2 separate regions of the Homo sapiens genome follow, and region 2 is linked to region 1. Evidence: read pairs that join two places in POLR2A ChIA-PET (ENCODE). Cell type or tissue: MCF 10A. All regions are shown on one strand. Each heading gives the region's core, and the rest is flanking DNA. Links, peaks and the distances in the headings are about the cores only.

Region 1 (4,400 bases), core at 173-4,172:
TGCAGCCTTGATCTTCTTGATCCTCACACCTCAGCCTCCTGAGTAGCTAGGATTATAGGCTTGCACCACCATACCTAGCTAATTAATTAATTAATTAGTTTTTTGTTTGTTTGTTTGTTTTTTTTTTTTTTTTTTTTTTTGTAGAGACAGGGTCTCCTTATGTTGCCCAGGCTGGTATTGAATTCTTGGCCTCAAGTGATCCTCCTGCCTCAGCCTCACAAAGTGCTGAGATTACAGATTTTGCAAGCTTTCTGTTTCAAGCATGCAGCACTTTTGTAATAGATGACTCTAAAATGTGTTCAATTCAAAGAAGTGAGATTTACATACTAATTAGCTGTACAACCCTTTGAACAAAAGGAAGGCATGCCGATTTCATCCTGAAACTGGTTTATGTGACTGTGGGATTTTGAGTTCCTTCATAATTCAAATATGAGTTCCTTCATAACTTAACTCCTGGCTGAATAATAATAATAATAATAATTAATAATAATGTTGATAATGATAATGGCCAATCTCTAGTGAGTGCTTTGTTGTACAGGTGAAGAAGGTGGGCTCTAAGCCAGACTACCTCTGATCAAGGCCAGTTCCACTTCTTACAAGTTACTTAACTTCAGTGTGTCTCAGTTTCTCATCTGTAAAATGGGCTTATATACCTGATAGGATTGTTGTAAAGATTAAATACGTTTTTGTAAAAGTGCAGGTTATAATCCTTTTAGTGAAAGTTTAATGAACAGCATTAAAAAAAAGACTGGAAGAAATATAATAGAACCCAGGAGTCAGCAAACTATGGAACTATGGCCTGTTGTCTGTTTTTTTTTTTTTTTTTTTTTTTGATATGGAGTCTCGCTCTGTCGCCCAGGCTGGAGTACAGTGGCGTGATCTCGGCTCACTGCAAGCTCCGCCTCCTGGGTTCACGCCATTCTTGTGCCTCAGCCTCCCAAGTAGCTGGGACTACAGGTGCCCGCCACCACGCCCGGCTAATTTTTTGTATTTTTAGTAGAGACGGGGTTTCACCACGTTAGCCAGGATGGTCTTGATCTCCTGACCTCATGATCCGCCCGCCTCAGCCTCCCAAAGTGCTGGGATTACAGGCGTGAGCCACTGCACCCGGCCCGTTGTCTGTTTTTGTAAATAAAGTTTTGTTGGAACCTAGCAGTGCCCATTTGATCACTTAATGTTTATTTATGGCTGTTTTCATGGTACAATGGCATAGTTGAGTAGTCACCACAGGACCTAGCTGAAATCCTAAAATATTTATTATCCCTTTATAGGAAAAGTTTGTTAATTCCTACAATAGACAACGAACTATCAGAATCTATCATACACAGCAATGGTGAACACCTATTCCAGTTGGGGTGTGTGTGTGTTTGTGTGTGTGTGTGTATGTGGTGGGTTATAGTGTAAAATGTATTTCTTACTGTGACCATGTAAAAAAAATTAAAAACAATAAATTAATGACTGTTTAAGTGCTTAAAACCATGCCTGGAACATAGCAAGGTCTGAATAAATGTTAGCTTAATAATAGCTACTGTTTATATTGCTATTACTGTTACTATTATTACTGTGTAGCTTGTTCAATGTTGCTTAGCTTGTAAGAGAAAGTGTTGGCACTGAACTCAGGTCTAATCTGACTCCAGACTCCATAATCCTCTGGTTAGGCCACCACCCCTGTCATGGCTTTTTTGCTCTGAGGGAGCGTCTGCCTTCCATGGCTCAGCTGCATGACTGGGCAGAAGGGATGTGCTGTCCCCTCTGTGGAATCTCCAAGTGCACCAGACATCTACGCTATCTGGTGGTCTTTACTTGGGAAGAGCCATTTAGCTGATTTCATTTGGGGTCTGCTATAAAGATTTAGAGGCTGGCTGTGCAGGAAAGGGTTAACTCAGCAGGCCTGGGTTGCTCAAACCCTGCACATTCCTTAAGAAATGTCTGTCTTCAGGGCTGGCCCTTGGCCAGTTCCTGGTGCATGAGCTCCAAGCCCTTGGGCCACACCATGCACTTCCACTTGAGATAGTTTAGGCTAAGAATGTAGTTTATGGTGAATGTCTATTTTTGCTCTGGGGTGCTGGTGTCTGAGTGGCTGAGGTCAGTTACTTAGGTGTCGCATGCCTATGTCACTGACCCCCAATAAGACCCTGGACATCAAGGCTCAAGTGGGCTTCCCTGGTTGGCAACACTTGGCATGTGTTCGCACACATTGTTGCTGGGAGAATTAGGTGGAGTGTCCGTGCTCCCCTGGGAGAGGACTCCCGGAAGATTGTGCCTGGTCTTTCCTGGATTTCACCCCATGTGCCTCTTCCCCTTGCAGATTTTAATCTGTGTCCTTTTACTGTAATAACTGTAACTGTGAGTCTAACAGCTTCTCTGAGCCTTGTGAGTTCTAGTCAATCATTGAGGCCGAAGGTGGTCTTGGGGATTCCCAACACAGTGTCTTTATTAGACACCTTCAAAAAACAACCGGTTAGCAAAGGAGGCAGCATGCTATTGTGGAGATACCCAATCTCTCTGAGAATGAGCAGTCACATCCGTAAATTAGCAGTTAATAATTTTTAGTAAAAATAACACCCATTATGGGTCTTTCAGGGTGATCTCATAACCCATCCCTGGCTAGAATCATAGTGATTGATTCAAGGATGATTATGAGCCAATGGGCATTGGCCTGAGGACTTTAGCTATGACTCCTGGGAGAGGCACCTTTTTTTCCTGGGGTGGCTGAGCTGGTAGATCTAGGCTCAAGGATGCCGGCAGCCATCTCTGTCACCCTACAGGCAGAGCCTTCCTGACAGTGCACACAGATTCATATGAAAATATTTAGGGAGCTGGATCCCACCTTGCTTTAGGTCTACGTTTGGACATCTTGGTGACATGAACAAATTCTCCTTTTTGGCCTAAGCTGATGTGCATTGAATTTCTGTCGCTTATAATCAAAAGATTCTTAACTCAGCATGCAACGTGCCAATTCCAAGCAAAAACGGGTGTTTGCGGCATAGACAAGGCCTGCTGAGCAAGCCCAAGTGTTTCTTTACATCTTAGCAATGGTCGAGCTTTGCCAGGAAGCACTTTGGAAAGACTGTCTTCTCTTCTGATGGCACCTCTTGCTACCCCCACCCCAAGGTGATTTAAGCCAAGTCCATGGAAGGGCCTGGGTTATTATGTAGTCTGAAAAGAGTAACCTCTCCCTTATACAAGCATTGCCTAATGGGGCAAGGGACTCACCCAAATGGCCACCACAAATTGCCTCCATCATTCACAAGGTATCCATGAATGTGGCCATAGACAAGAATCTCCATGAAGCAAAGTGGTTGAGAGCATCACCCATGGAGTTGGCAGGACCCAGGTTCAAATCCTGGGACTGCCATTCCCCAGGTACATCACCTTGAAGGAGATGTTCACTCTCCCTGGGCCTCAGTTTCTTCAGCTGAACATAAGCAGTGAGTCCTTTCCAGGGCTCCTGAGGATTTGTGTGTGGTGTGTCTTGCAAAACACCTGGTGCCTAGGTATTACTAACAAAAAGCAGCAGCATTCAGAAGCTTCCAACAGAAGACTTCTCCCGCTGAGAAATTCCCATGCGATAGTTTAACCTGTTATTTTCCAAACTAGGGCCATTCTTGGAACACCTTTGCAAGTTCTGCCAAGCTACAGAGTAGCTGTGTTATTATTAACTTAATATTTTCCTTTAATTTGGCTACTCCCTCCTTCTAAAACACCTCGCTGGGGGCATGGTGGCTCACGCTCATAATCTAGTGCTTTGGGAGGCTGAGGCAGGAGGATCGCTTGAGCCCAGGAACTGAAGACCAGCTTGGACAACATAGTAAGACTTCATCTCTACAAAAAATTAAAAAATTAGCTGGGCGTGGTGGTGTGTGCCTACAGTCCTAGCAGGAGGATTGCTCAAGCCTGGGAGGTTGAGGTGACAGTGAACTATGATTGCGCTACTGCACTCCAGCCTGGGCAACAGAGTGAGACCCTGTTTCAAAGACAAAAACAAAATCTAAGTGCATTTTAGTTTAGAAAGAAACTTGTTATCATGATCATAAATAGAAAACCTGGTGTAGTCACCATAAATGGGAAGTCACCATGAATATAAACACATGTAATATAGTTTCCCGTGGCTGCCATAACACATTAGCACAAACTTAGTGGCTTTAAACAATGTACACTTATTCTCTAATAGTTCTAGAGATGAGAGGTGTCTGCAGGGCTGCGTTCCTTTGAAGGCTTCAGAGGAGAAGACTGTTTCCTTGCTTGTGTTAGCTGCTAGAGGCCACCTGCATTCCTGGGCTCATGGCCCCTTCCTCATGTCACTCCAATATCTTGCTTCTGGCCTCACATCTCCTACCGCCCACTTTGACCACCCTCCCTTTTATAAAAACCCTTCTGATTACATTAGGGACACATAA
Region 2 (4,400 bases), core at 221-4,220, 57 kb before region 1:
ATTACAGGTGTGAGCCATCATGTCTGGCCTGAGTATTTTTTTATAAGTTTTAAAACCAAATTAGCTGGGTGTGGTGGCTCATGCCTGTAATCCCAGCTACTCCAGAAGTTAAGGTGGGGAGATCGCTTAAGCCCAGGAGTTTGAGGTTACAGTGAGCTATGACTGTGCCACTGCACTCCAGCCTGGGTAACAAGAGTGAGACCCTGTCTAAAAAACAATCAAAACCAGAAAACGCACACACACAAAAATCCCCCAAAACCAAACCAAAACAAAACCAAACACCAAAAACCACCACCAACCAAAAAACAAGAACCAGTTGCATTTTAAAAAATATAAAGTGTTGGCCAGGTGCTGTGGCTCATGCCTGTAATTCCAGCACTTTGGAAGGCTGAGGTGGGCAGATCACCTGAGGTTGGGAGTTCGAGACCAGCCTGGCTAACATGGTGAAACTCTGTCGCTACTAAAAATACAAAATTAGCTGGGCATGGTGGCATGCGCCTGTAATCCCAGCTACTCAGGAGGCTGAGGCAGGAGAATCGCTTGAACCTGGGAGGTGGACATTGTAGTGAGCCGAGATCATGCCATCGCACTCCAGCCTGGGTGACAGAGCAAGACTGTCTCAAAAAAAAAAAAAAAAAAAAAAAAAAGGCTGGGCACGGTGGCTCACATCTGTAATCCCAGCACTTTGGGAGGCTGAGGCGGGTGGATCACGAGGTCAGGAGATCAAGACCATCCTGGCTAACACGGTGAAACCCTGTCTCTACTAAAAAATACAAAAAAATTAGCCGGGCGTGGTGGCAGGCACCTGTAGTCCCAGCTACTCAGGAGGCTGAGGCAGGAGAATGGCACGAACCCGGGAGGCAGAGCTTGCAGTGAGCCGAGATCACACCACTGCACTCCAGCATGGGTGACAGAGCAAGACTCTGTCTCAAAAAAAAAAAAGAAAAAAAAGAAAAAAAAAAAACTAGTAATGCTATTTATTATGTGCTATATCAGTTGGAGCGCTTTTGGCTGCAAGTAACTCAGGAAGAAACAACTCAAAATATTTAAAGGACATTAACTCACATAATACATTTAACCTGATTATCTGTCCTAGGCAGTTATCTTTTAAAAATTAAGCAATGCTTTACTCATGAAAATCTTTGTTGGATTACGTCTTCCACAGCTTCCACTCTAAGAATGTGGATGTTGCCTACAAACGAAGCCAAAGGAGAGGAAACAGAGTCCAGGGATTCAGAGAAATAAATTGAATTTTAAAGATGGGTCTTGAGTTTTGCATTTGAAGGGGTCTGAGGTCACTCATTCTTGAATCTTTTAGTCAAGTGAGCAGATGAATTCTGTTTTGTTTAAGCCATTTTGATAGTGTTTCTGTCATTTGCAATGGAAAAAATCCAAATGGTAGCTCTCTGACTTCTAAATCCCTTGGATATGCAAATTCTTTCATCCTTGAGGTCAACCTGGGCACTTTTGTGGGTCTCTATCCTTCTGCTGGGCTGCTCAGGAAGTTCTGGAGTCAAGGTTGGACTTCTGAGAGTCCAAAAGCTTTTGTATGTGTGTCTTGAATAGTCCTGTTACTCTACTTCTAAGAATGTTCTGGAGAGCAGCAAGACACCGCTGGGGAAACAGTGAAGTCTAGAAGCCTGGGACCATGAAATCCCAGTCATCCATCTATCCATCTATCCACCTAACCACCCATCTGTCCACCTATCATCCATCCATCCACTCATTCACCTATCCATCTATCCATCCATCCATCTACATCCATCCATGCATCCACTCATTCACCCATCCCTCCATCCATCCACCATCCACTAATCCATCCATCCATCCATCTACTATTCACCCATCTCTCCATCCATCCATCCATCCATCCATCCATCCATCCATCCATCCACCACTTATCTACTCATTCACCCATCCAACATTCATTAAGTGGCATATCTGTGCCAGGCTCTGTGATGGGCAATGAGCATACAGAGATGAGAAAAATACTATCCTTACTCAGCAGAAGCTCTGAGTCATCCAGAAGGAATTCAAGTTAAAACACTTACCTTAAAGACTGTGGACTGCTAACTTTTGTCAGAACTAGTCTTTGACATTGACTCATCACAACAAAAAAGTAGTTGATCACCTACGTAGTTTAATTTCAGGGTCAAGGGGAAGATCTGTTTCACCCAAAACCTCCTGTGTGCATGGCTGAAATTCTACTTGTGTTTCTAATGAAATCCTACTAAAAGAAAAAATTTTCTTAATAAGTAATTTACCCTTTGTTGGACCCTAAACAGAATTTTCCCTGACAGCAGGTTTTGATGGTAGCAGGAAGGGAGAGATGGGTAGATCATGATTATAAGTGGGTTCCTGTGTGGCAAGGGTGCTAAAGAATGGGGAGTCAGGGGGATTCAGGAGTATTCACATCACTGACTACCAGTGGATGGTTGGTGACTGGGTGGCTCTACTCTAGTCTCATTATCCACTCCAGCTAGAAGTCAGCTTATCCAGTAAAGCTCCTCCACTCATTCTAGAAGAAACCTAAGCTGACAGATATTAGTGAGGCTGACTCAGGTATTTTAGGCAATGCTAAAGATTCTTCACTTCCATTCCACTCTCTATCCATCTAACCATCACACTTCATTTCCATTTAACTTTCCATCCACCTGCCCATTAAACTGTCCACATATCCATCATAATATTATTATCAACCACCAACAACCATCAATCATTCCATCCATCTACCTGTCCAAACAACCCACTCATTTATCCACTAACTCACCCACCTAACCATCTATCCATATTTCCGTAAAACCACCCAGCCATTCACTCATCCAAACCACCATCTATTCATTCATGTCACCACACAACTACTTGGTTATCGATCTGGTCATCTATCCAATAATCTATCTGTTCGTCCATATACCCATGATTTATCCAACTATCCATCTAGTCATCCCAAGTAGGTATCCATTTATTCATCTATCCATCTTCCAGTCACCCAATTACCCACCCACCTTCCAATTAATCATCTAATCACCTAACCAACCATTCATCTACCCACGTACTCAACTGTTTAACACTCCATTTTATCCATTTGTCCAAATGGCCATTCACCCATATTATCATCCATCTGGCTGTGGTTCCATTCATATTTCCATCCTTCATTCTATGCCATCTATAATGGGATTCTATTTTGTGTCAGGCTCTGTGCTTGATTCTGTGGATATAGAGATGAAACCAACAGTACCTACCCCCTGAGAAGCTCAGGGTCTAGTAAGGGAGTCTATCTGACCCTTAGTGATGCCTTTTTTTTTTTTTTTTTTTTGAGACAGGGTCTTGCTCTGTCACCCAGGCTGGAGTGCAGCAGTGTGAACCTGGCTCACTGCAGCCTCAACCTCCTGGGCTCAAGAGCTCTTCCCACCTCTGCCTCCTGAGTAGTTGTGACTACAGGCGCATGCTATATGCCTAGCTAATTTTTGTATTTTTTGTAAAGACGGGGTTTCACCATGTTGCCCAGGTTGGTCTCAAACTCCTGGGCTCAAGCGACCCACATGCCTTGGCCTCCTAAAGTGTTGGGATTACAGGCATACACCACCATGCCTGGCCGGTGACAGTTTTCTAATCATCAGAGATTCTAGCTCTGAGACTCCAGTGGCAGAGATCTCCATCTCCCATGACATGGGTCAGCTGACTGATAATCCACGATTTTACCAGCATTAATAAGGAAGGAGCCTATATTCCTGCTTAGCATCCAATCAGATAGACCCAGGTCCTGCCTGGTCCACTATGGGTAGTGGCAGTGCTCCAGATGTCTTCAGAACTTCTCCAGATTTCCCTCCTTGCCCCTTAAACTGGATCCTTCACTCATGTCCCATCCACTGGGAAATGAAGTCCTACCATTAGAACGGAAGTCAGTTGCATTTTCCAGCCCGACCCTCAATTCCCCCAATTCTTTGAATAACAGCTCACTGATTTTCTTTCCCTTGGAGGATCAGCTTGTTCAACTTGCTGTTCGTGACAGGATCCAACCCTAAATCCAGCTCCGTGAGTTGCCTAAGCCTCAGATTTGGCCAACGAGTTACAGTCCTGAGGCTTTCGCTGCACCACGGTGAAGAATGTGGTCTCTTTCTGTCTGTGTGGTTTTGCTGAAGGACTCGTAGAGCCGTCTTTGCCACACAGGGAACAGCCTGCCTGAGAATTACGGCCACATGAGAGAAATTCATTTGACCACCCGGATCCAGACAGATACCACCTAAAGTTCCTGGAGACACTTGTCCCTTTGTCCTTCTTCCCCTCCCTTTCTGCCTCCCTCCTTTTCTCCCTCTTCTCCTTCCTCCCTCCCCCCACCCCATTTTTCTTGGCTTAAGCCAGTGTGAGTTGGATTCTATTCTTCTGCAACTGATAAAGTC

The links. Peaks named below come from ENCODE experiments on the same cell type or tissue, not always from the same donor. Only the 100,000 strongest peaks of a DNase experiment are listed, where the experiment ranks them.
Region 2: POLR2A ChIA-PET joins it to region 1 with 7 read pairs; 3 of 35 experiments call an interaction of 5 or more read pairs at or near these places.

The regions. Positions count from the first base shown.
Region 1 is chr20:47,131,559-47,135,958 of GRCh38, reverse strand. The region is part of intron 9 of EYA2 (EYA transcriptional coactivator and phosphatase 2); the gene reads right to left. Among named protein-coding and RNA genes, the nearest start is that of MIR3616, 33 kb to the left of the region's middle. In MCF 10A, for the core only: no CTCF peak of the experiment used is centred there; a DNase peak (open chromatin) is centred at 1,948.
Region 2 is chr20:47,188,910-47,193,309 of GRCh38, reverse strand. No RefSeq gene overlaps it. Among named protein-coding and RNA genes, the nearest start is that of MIR3616, 24 kb to the right of the region's middle. In MCF 10A, for the core only: no CTCF peak of the experiment used is centred there; a DNase peak (open chromatin) is centred at 2,029.